2 separate regions of the Homo sapiens genome follow, and region 1 is linked to region 2. A link is a contact called in ENCODE Hi-C or POLR2A ChIA-PET data. All regions are on one chromosome and are shown on one strand. Each heading gives the region's core, a stretch centred on a gene start or an enhancer-like site at or near the end of the contact. The rest is flanking DNA. Distances are from core to core; before and after follow the strand shown. Region 1 overlaps CEP128 (centrosomal protein 128). Region 2 holds the start of DIO2 (iodothyronine deiodinase 2).

Region 1 (4,096 bases), core at 1,241-3,740, 360 kb before region 2:
TTTGCTCATAAAACCTCACTGTATGCATATGATATTTCCATTAGTTCCATTTTGCTGGGCTGTTAAGTAGAAAAAATACACACACACACACTCTCACAATTTTTAATTTGTTTTTGAGGTTAGTATAGACTGTTTTGAGTCAAATGGAGCTGGATTACAGACCAGCCTCCCCGACCCCCTACATTTAATCACAACATGGACTTCAACACACTTAATGTCTTTGAAGTCTATGTTCCTGGCTTTAAATGAGTGAAATTAATGATATCCTCCTACTGGAAGTTTTCATGAACATTAAAAATAAGAACATATGGGCCGGGCACGATGACTCACGCCTGTAATCCCAGCACTTTGGGAGGCCGAGGTGGGCGGATCCCCAGGTCAGGAGCTCAAGACCATCCTGGCCAACATGGTAAAACCTCATCTCTACTAAAACACAAAAAATTAGCCGGGCGTGGTGATGCGCATCTGTAGTCCCAGCTACTCAGGAGGCTGAGGCAGGGGAATCACTTGAACCCAGGAGGCGGAGGTTGCAGTGAGCCAAGATTGTGCCACTGCATTCCAGCCTGGGCAACAGAGCAAGACTTCATCTCAAATAAATAAATAAAAAGAACATATGTTAAAAGTACCCAATGCAGTTTTGGCAATTAAACTTACAATAAATAGTTTTGATTTTTATGGTACTAGTAATATAAAGGGATGTTTTCGTTAATAGCCATAACACATACCAGTGTCCCTTTTGTTCTTAAAATTAAGGAAACCCATTCCTATCCCAGGATCTCTGCATCTGCCTCTCTCGGTAATACTTTTCCTTTAGCTCTTTCAGTGGCTGGCTCATTTCCTTCTTTTAGGTTTCAGCTCAAATGTTACCTCTTCATAGGGATGTAAGCTGACCAACCTGTCTAGAGTATTTTTATGTTATGCAATATTATCCTTGCTTTGATTGGTTTCAACCAAATAAACATGTAAAGACCACTTTCAGTTCATGGGCCTATAAAAACAGGTGCCTGCCTGGACTTTGCTTACCCCTGCTTTAGAATGAACTAGTTTAACTGTTAACTGGCATAGGGAGAGTCTAATAAGAATATTTTTTTGAATTTTTCCTCAAAGAATAAATTTCTGTTGGTAGAATTTGAAATAATTTGGTAAATGGAAAGAAAGTATAATTTTGAGTAATCAGACTTTTCTGAACTCCTACAACCACACTGTATCAGCATTCCATTATCCACAGGTAAGGTTGTGAGTAGCTGTCATTACCGGCGAAAACTGCCCAGGTGAGGCTATTAACAAACTCTCATCCAATTTATTCCTTCATTTCATAGACTTTGGAATTTAAGATCACTTACTTCCAGGGATGATTTTGAAAGCAATACAGTTGAGGATGCTTTGAGCTAAATCACTACTCTTTATTTATAGTCCTGAAAAGTAAAATGTTTTAGATTTAAAGTAATAATGTCCCTGAAATTTGTGACTTTAATTTGGGTAAGGAATTATTTGGGGGACCATTTTAAAAGTACTACATCATATCATTTTCTCTAAATGCAGAAATTTAGAAATTTGTTTGAAATTATTATAGTCAAATTAGTGCTGTTTTTATAGCTATTACTATTTATAACATTTTCAATTACTTTAAGATAATAGAGCTTTCCAACTCTTTTTCATAACTCACATCTCTCTCAAACAGCCGAAGCTACTGTTTAAACTTCCACCTTGGGAAGATGCTAGTCAGACTGCAGTGAGAAATCAGAGTGAAGCTCAGTTTGAAGAAAAAGCAGTTAAGTATTTCATAGGTAGGAATATTTAGGATATTTGGGACTGAACAGTTAATATACATCTGCTTTATTTTAGTGCATATAGGATAAGTCAGCCTTCATGTATGCTTCCCAGAAGTGCAGCTAAAAACTTAGTTGTTGGTTTTTTTTTCCCCTCGTTGTTCTTAGAAAGAAGAGTGTACCAATGATAATCAGAGGGCAGATAATCTGGTTACTTTAAATTGTTTAGCTACATTTCCCTTCTTACCTGCGCGTGTGTGTTGGGAAATGGAGATTAATAATAGTTTTAATCTCAGTCAAACTGAATTAAGAAGCAAGAAAAAGCTACCCCATCTCAGCCATTGTATTAGTTTAAGACTTTCTGCTTCGATGTTGATCATCCTCATCAGCAGCCCCTCTAGTGTAGAATGCTGAGGGGTAACTGAACACAGAAGCACACAGAAAGAATATGAGAGTGACGGGCAAGAAAGAGTCTCCATTACAATGTTCCTTGTGCATTAGTTCCTGTAAATGACTCTGCATGTAAATTATGATGTGGATTACTGGAATTGCCCAAAGGTAAGTCATTAATTCCAAAGGTGGACTATTTACTTGTAGCATTTAATGACTCAGCTGTGTGACATGCATGATAGTTAACAATCCAGTGCTGTAATTTAAAGACTCAGGAGAACACGGCGTGGGAGGAAGGATTCTGTGGTTATATGGGTTTCTCTGTAAACTTTTTCACCTAGAAGCCTAGGAGATATGTGCCCTTCGGGGAAACAAAGGAGATGTCAGCCTCAGGGAGTCTCATTAGACCAACTATATTCAGTGGCAGTCAGATACACAACCCTTTGTGTACCTGAAAATGAAAGCATACCCTCTTATTTTCCACAAGTTCTGCATGACACAAGCCTGCTCATAAATTATGCCATAATCATTCTTGCAATATGATTTGCATAGGAGTTCAGGGCATATGCCATTGATACATGACTAACCTCACGACTGGTGTCGTGTACTTTTTTTTTTTTAAATGTAAATCCTTGAAAAATATATGGTGTGCTGGTTTCTGAGTTGTTGGCCTTCTCCTGGTACTCCTCAATTCCTCTTTCTCCATCTCTTTGTGGGGACAGTCAGCATCTGAAATTGCACTGGTTGTCCTTTGCATTGCCCCTAGCCACCATCATAGTCTTTATTTTATCTGCAAATAATCTTTAGTTGTTCTCCAGTCCAGATGTCACTCACCTTTGTTACCTGTTACGAGCAGTTTCACTGGAGAATTTGACAGTCCCTGGAGAAAGATAATTCTGTCTCTTGCCCTTCATTTTGTCTGTAGTGATATTCTGTAGCACACACCTATGTACCACATTACGTTGTGCTTTAAAGGAAGAATCTTGAAATGATTATTTTAAAGGAAAATAAGGAAAAGAAAGCTCATAGCTTTGCTTCGTGATTTGAAATTTAAAGGGTAGTCTCAGAATTTTTGGTGTCAGTTTCATATAGCTACCTAGAAGTATGTATAGGGATTTTAAATAAAACCCTACCTTGCCGCTCAGGCTGCATTTTCCAGTCTGAAATCTGTCCCAACAAACCAATAGACCCCCATTTCTGTATCTTTCTCTTCATCTTCTTTGTTTTCCCCACTTGTATTCTTCACCCCACAAACCCGTACACATACCCCACTTCAATATAAATACAACCGCAGCCTTTCCTGAACAATGTCAAAACTGAAGTATAATGGTCAATAATCTCCTCATAATAAAACCACAAACTAAAACACCCACCAGAGAACACAGCAGAAGAAAGCTACAGAAGAACAACTGGCTGCCCTCAGGTCTCTGTCAAGGCAATAGTAGTAAATGACAGAACATATTGGAAATGTGGATCAACCACCTTGAGTCTGTTTTTAAATCCTGTGATTGTTTCTGCTTCTGGTTCTATCAGAGATTTGCCACACCCAGGTTGAAAATCAGGCAACAAGGACCATTATTGGGCTTCCCTGTAGGCTAGAACATGACATATCACTTTAAATTGGCTTTTCTTCCTAAGTCAAAATGTTGGTTTTTTTTTTTTTCCTTGACAACTTTTCAGACAAAATCTTTAAGCCTCGCTGTTTTTTTTTTCTTCAATATGTGTGTTGTGTTATTTTAGACGCTGAAGTAGGTTGTTTGAAAAGGCACATAAGCAGCCAGTGAAATGAATGAACAGAAATTGACTACAGGTATCTAATGATGGTTACAGTGAACACAGGATGATTGGGAAACCAGTGCAAGCTGCTCCAATGCCACCCATCCTGGAGTATTTGATGTATAGACAAACTTCTTTCACTGACTTTTAATAGATAGCAT
Region 2 (4,213 bases), core at 46-2,545:
GCAAGAAGCTTTAAAGAAATGCTGGGATGGTACTCAAATAGTTTACAAGTTTTCCACCTACAACTCATTTTGCATTTTCTTAAATAAGATAATGACTCAAAAAAATTTAAAGGACCTAGGTCACAGATCTTACAAAGGGTTGGAGTCATGGTATAAAGGTATAAAGATTGTATATAAATGTTCATATTTTCCAAGAAACAGAGCAAAGACCGCCTGTGATAACTCTTCCTTTTTTCTACCTGCCTTCCAGGATCCTTTCTTTCCAAAACCCCTCATAAATTAATGATAATGATAATCAGAAGAGAGAGTGTTGGCCATATCAATCTGCACATTATATTAAATTACTTTTCCCAAAGTTTGGAAGCATTTCCTGAAGGCTGTCAAGGGTATTAGTTTTTTTCTCTCTTTAAATCACAAAGCAAAATTCCACTGTCTCTCCCCAACCCCTTCTAAAAAAAAAAAGTTGTCGAGTTTTGCTTTTCTATTCACTGCAATCCTGGCCAAAGTAAAGCCCTCTTTCTCAATGACGTCAAGATCTTTACCAAGATTAGGCTTTCACTTCTCTATTGCAGCAATTAGCCAGGGAATGTATAAAAGGCGTCAGGGAGACTCACTGGGCTGCAGAGAGAGGCACTTTGCACCACAGACAGATAGCAAGAAGGGAAAGACAGAGAGTGAGAAAAAAGAGGAGTCAGTCGCTCCTGGGGAAGGGAGAGAGTGAGACTGGGAGAAAGAGAAGCACAGAAAGTGTGTGTAAAACGGAGTAAAGAAAGAAAAAAAAAAAACTACCCTTAAAGCACATTTAAAAAAAAAAAAAACTCTGGCAATTCAAGAAAGAAACAGGCTACGTTTAAAGAGCATAGAGACAATGAAAGGCTAAAGAAAATTTTAAAATCTCTGCCACAGTCTCATAGGTGCTTGGAAATGAAAGTAGAACTGCCTGTCTTTAACGGACTCTGACAGAGGTAACTGGATTAGGGACGAGTACGCCAGCTTTTTTTTTTTTTTTTTTTTTTTTTTTTTAACATCTTAAATCCTGAAAAAAAAAAAAAAAAAAAAAAAAAGGCAGCAGCTCCGAATTGAATGAATTGATGGGCACACTCCAACTGCTGGGCTGGAGAGACTGGACTTAGTCTTGCCATTTCTGCTTCTTTGAAAGAGGAGACAACTTGGGCTTCCTTTTAATTTAGTTTTTTTTCCCCTTCTCCCCCAACCCCCAACCTTCCCCCTTACCTCCCCCACCCCCTTTATCACCACCCCCCTTTTAAATAAGAGGGTGAAGGGGAACCAGAGCGCACAAGGGAACTGACTCAGGAGGCAGAGAAGATGGGCATCCTCAGCGTAGACTTGCTGATCACACTGCAAATTCTGCCAGTTTTTTTCTCCAACTGCCTCTTCCTGGCTCTCTATGACTCGGTCATTCTGCTCAAGCACGTGGTGCTGCTGTTGAGCCGCTCCAAGTCCACTCGCGGAGAGTGGCGGCGCATGCTGACCTCAGAGGGACTGCGCTGCGTCTGGAAGAGCTTCCTCCTCGATGCCTACAAACAGGTGAGCTGAGCTGAGAAGGGCTTCTCCCTAGGTCTACAGGGGCAGGGGCTCATATGCTGGGGACCAGAGGCCATTGGGAGCATTGGGGGGAGAGCTGTGAAGCCCTATTTGTGGGGTTGCCAAGTGAGCCTCTAAGTTTACTTTCCACACCTGTTGCACAGGTTAGCTTGGGAGGGTGACAGCTATTAAGCCATAATGACTCTGTGTGACCTAATAAGGAATCTTTCTACTAAGGGTTATTAATATCTTGCTGTGATTTGGGAGTAGAAGGCATTGTGCTGGTACGATAACTTGGGAAAAGTCAGAAAATGATGGAGAAGAGGAGACTGCTGCATTTATTCTGCTCTTGCCATAAACTGGAATTTTGATTTTTTGCTTGATGGGAGGCTGAGGTACACTGAGGAAGTATGTTCGAGGGGTGGGTACTGAAAAGCAAGAAATGAGAAATGCTACTCAGAACTCTCAGAGAGTTGACAAGATAAGAAAGTGGTCATAGAAATTGTGATTGGGCATCATAGCTGCTTGGTTTCTGGTAGAGGTAAGAGTTAATGAAAGCAAGCAGCTGTGTGCCACCTCCTCTACATTGATTCAAATTTGAACCCTTTGGAAGCGATTTTCAGGCAGTGATCCTGAGTTACTAGATATCAACTTGCGAAAGAAAAGTCTGAAAACTAGCTGTCAGAAATCCAGCATTTGTAAGGGAAGCCTCCTTTACTTTGTTTCTCAAAAATAAAATACGTTGCCCTAGAAAGAGATGATGGGTCTGTGATTCATTAAATCTCAGAGCTGTTATGAGCATTAGAGCAGTGGTCTCCCTTACCTGCTCAGGTAGTGCCCAGGGGCTGCTCTCTCAAAATCAGAGGTAGTGATCTTAGTTTCTAAGTGAAAAATACTGTGTTCCAGGCTTTTTGCTGGTGAGAGATGTTAGTAGAGCATTTTCAACTAAGATCTTCAGGGGCACAGAGGATGATTTTCGCCCTGGTCTTTTGTCAGTTTTCCCCCACCTGCTATGCCCATATGACTTCTAAAGGTCCCCTCCACCCCCTCAACCAGGCTTGAGAAGAATGAACTATTTTGGCAAAAGTAGTTATCAAAATAGACAATCTTGGTTTCCCTAAAAGTGTTGTGGGACCTTGCCCAAGATGCCAGAAAAAGCAACTGTACATCTGTATTTTAGAGGAATATAGAAGCCAGGTGTTCAGTGAAGTGGTGTGTTTTAGGCAGGCAGCACCTTAGAACCAGAGACGGGGAACTCGAAATAATAGAGACGCAAGGGAATGCATCCTCCATAAATAAACACTAGAAAACTAAAACCATGCGCCAAGAAAAGAGAAGAAGTAACTTGTAAAATTACAAAGAATTCAGGACAGGATTGTTCTTCTGAAAATCAGATGTTCAAGAAGAAAATATCTGTTGTGAACTAGGGAAATTTTACCACAATGCACGTCTTTATTATTGATAGTAACCCAAAGAGGGTTTGTGTTTATTGTTGTTAAAAATGTGAATAGTAAGAGCTCTTATTAGTAGATGGAAATTCTTTTATGAGAATATGAATTGGTGCTCAAAGTTCTAACAGTAAAAACTCATTTATATTGTGCATGTCAGTGAGGACGGGAGATCTAGAAAAGTAGATATTGAATTGATTATTTCATTTCCACAAAAGTATACATTGAATGGGAAGTTTTTAATGGTTTGTTTTAGTGGAAGGCAATTTGGAGGCAGGTGGAGGAGTACACAAGTATATCAGACATATTATTAATTAGGAAGTTCCCTCTTCAACATCATATTTTATACGTGTTAGCAGATACCATGGAAATATCAGTGATTTGATCTCAGTATATTAAACTCTTACTTTTTGGAAGGACAATTGCCTTTTGCCTATAAAGTAAAAAAAAAAAAACTTATTGGAAGAATTTTACTTATATACATATATTTCTTATATAAATGTCATGTTTCATTAAGAAAAACATGAAAAACAGTCATCTCTCATATAAACAATGGGGGCTGTAATGTTACCCACAAATATTAAGTGAGGTTGTTTCTCCCATTAAGCAGCTTATTGAACATAAAATGGAAAAGCAAACAAATACGTCTTCAATAAAGTTTATTGTTTTTTTCACCAATGTATAGTGTTCCATTATGTTGCAATATGTTGTTATTCCTATTCTAGGAAATTGGGAAGGATGAGTGATTTGTTTTTTCTTTTTGCATATGGTTTGTATATTCCTATTCTGTATTTCTTTGTCCCTGCCTACTGATTTGATTAGTGACCAAGTTCACGACTGATGTTATTATGTTTGCTTTTGATGATTTATGTAATAGCTACCATGTGCAGAAGCAACCCCAGGACCCACATATCCAGAAACAAGACTGGACTGGGTGTGTGATAAATGGAAACATTATGAACACAGCTGCAACTGAATGATGGTCTCTTTTCTGTCTTCAAGTATGGCAAGGGTGGTGGTTTCTGTGGTGGCATTTGAGGGTCACTCAGAATCTCTCAACCAGGTTGAATCACTTCTCTGAATGCTCTTGTCATTTGTGCCACTGTCTTTGGGTGTAGTCATTTCCAGAGACGTTGTAAGAGGTTCTGTTTGAGATGGCATCACACTATTTCATAACCCTGACTTGCATTATTTTGAGGCTACCCATCCCCAGAAGTGAA

Evidence for each region. A loop is a pair of places that touch in the nucleus more often than their neighbours do. ChIA-PET counts read pairs that join two places held with the same protein, here RNA polymerase II (POLR2A). Pooled maps may share reads with other maps.
Region 1: a loop to region 2 is called in a map of PC-9, with 5 times the contacts of the local background. The contact joins the enhancer-like site here to the promoter of DIO2 in region 2. A Hi-C loop is called at or near these places in 2 of 168 maps with a recorded cell type or tissue (PC-9 and esophagus squamous epithelium) and 1 of 50 pooled maps. POLR2A ChIA-PET finds 5 or more read pairs at or near these places in 1 of 52 experiments (K562).

What each region holds. Positions count from the first base shown.
Region 1 is chr14:80,566,630-80,570,725 of GRCh38, reverse strand. The region is part of intron 20 of CEP128 (centrosomal protein 128); the gene reads left to right. Among named protein-coding and RNA genes, the nearest start is that of DIO2, 360 kb to the right of the region's middle. Within about 2 kb of position 2,490, at least 3 of the 41 ENCODE cell types and tissues checked have a DNase peak (open chromatin) inside an H3K27ac peak, as active enhancers do; they include PC-9, where a contact is called at or near this core.
Region 2 is chr14:80,208,586-80,212,798 of GRCh38, reverse strand. DIO2 (iodothyronine deiodinase 2) reads left to right here and starts at 1,295. Exons shown (of 2, transcript NM_013989.5): 1 at 1,295-1,548. The coding sequence starts at 1,327. DIO2-AS1 (DIO2 antisense RNA 1) reads right to left here and starts at 1,380. Exons shown (of 9, transcript NR_038355.1): 1 at 1,311-1,380.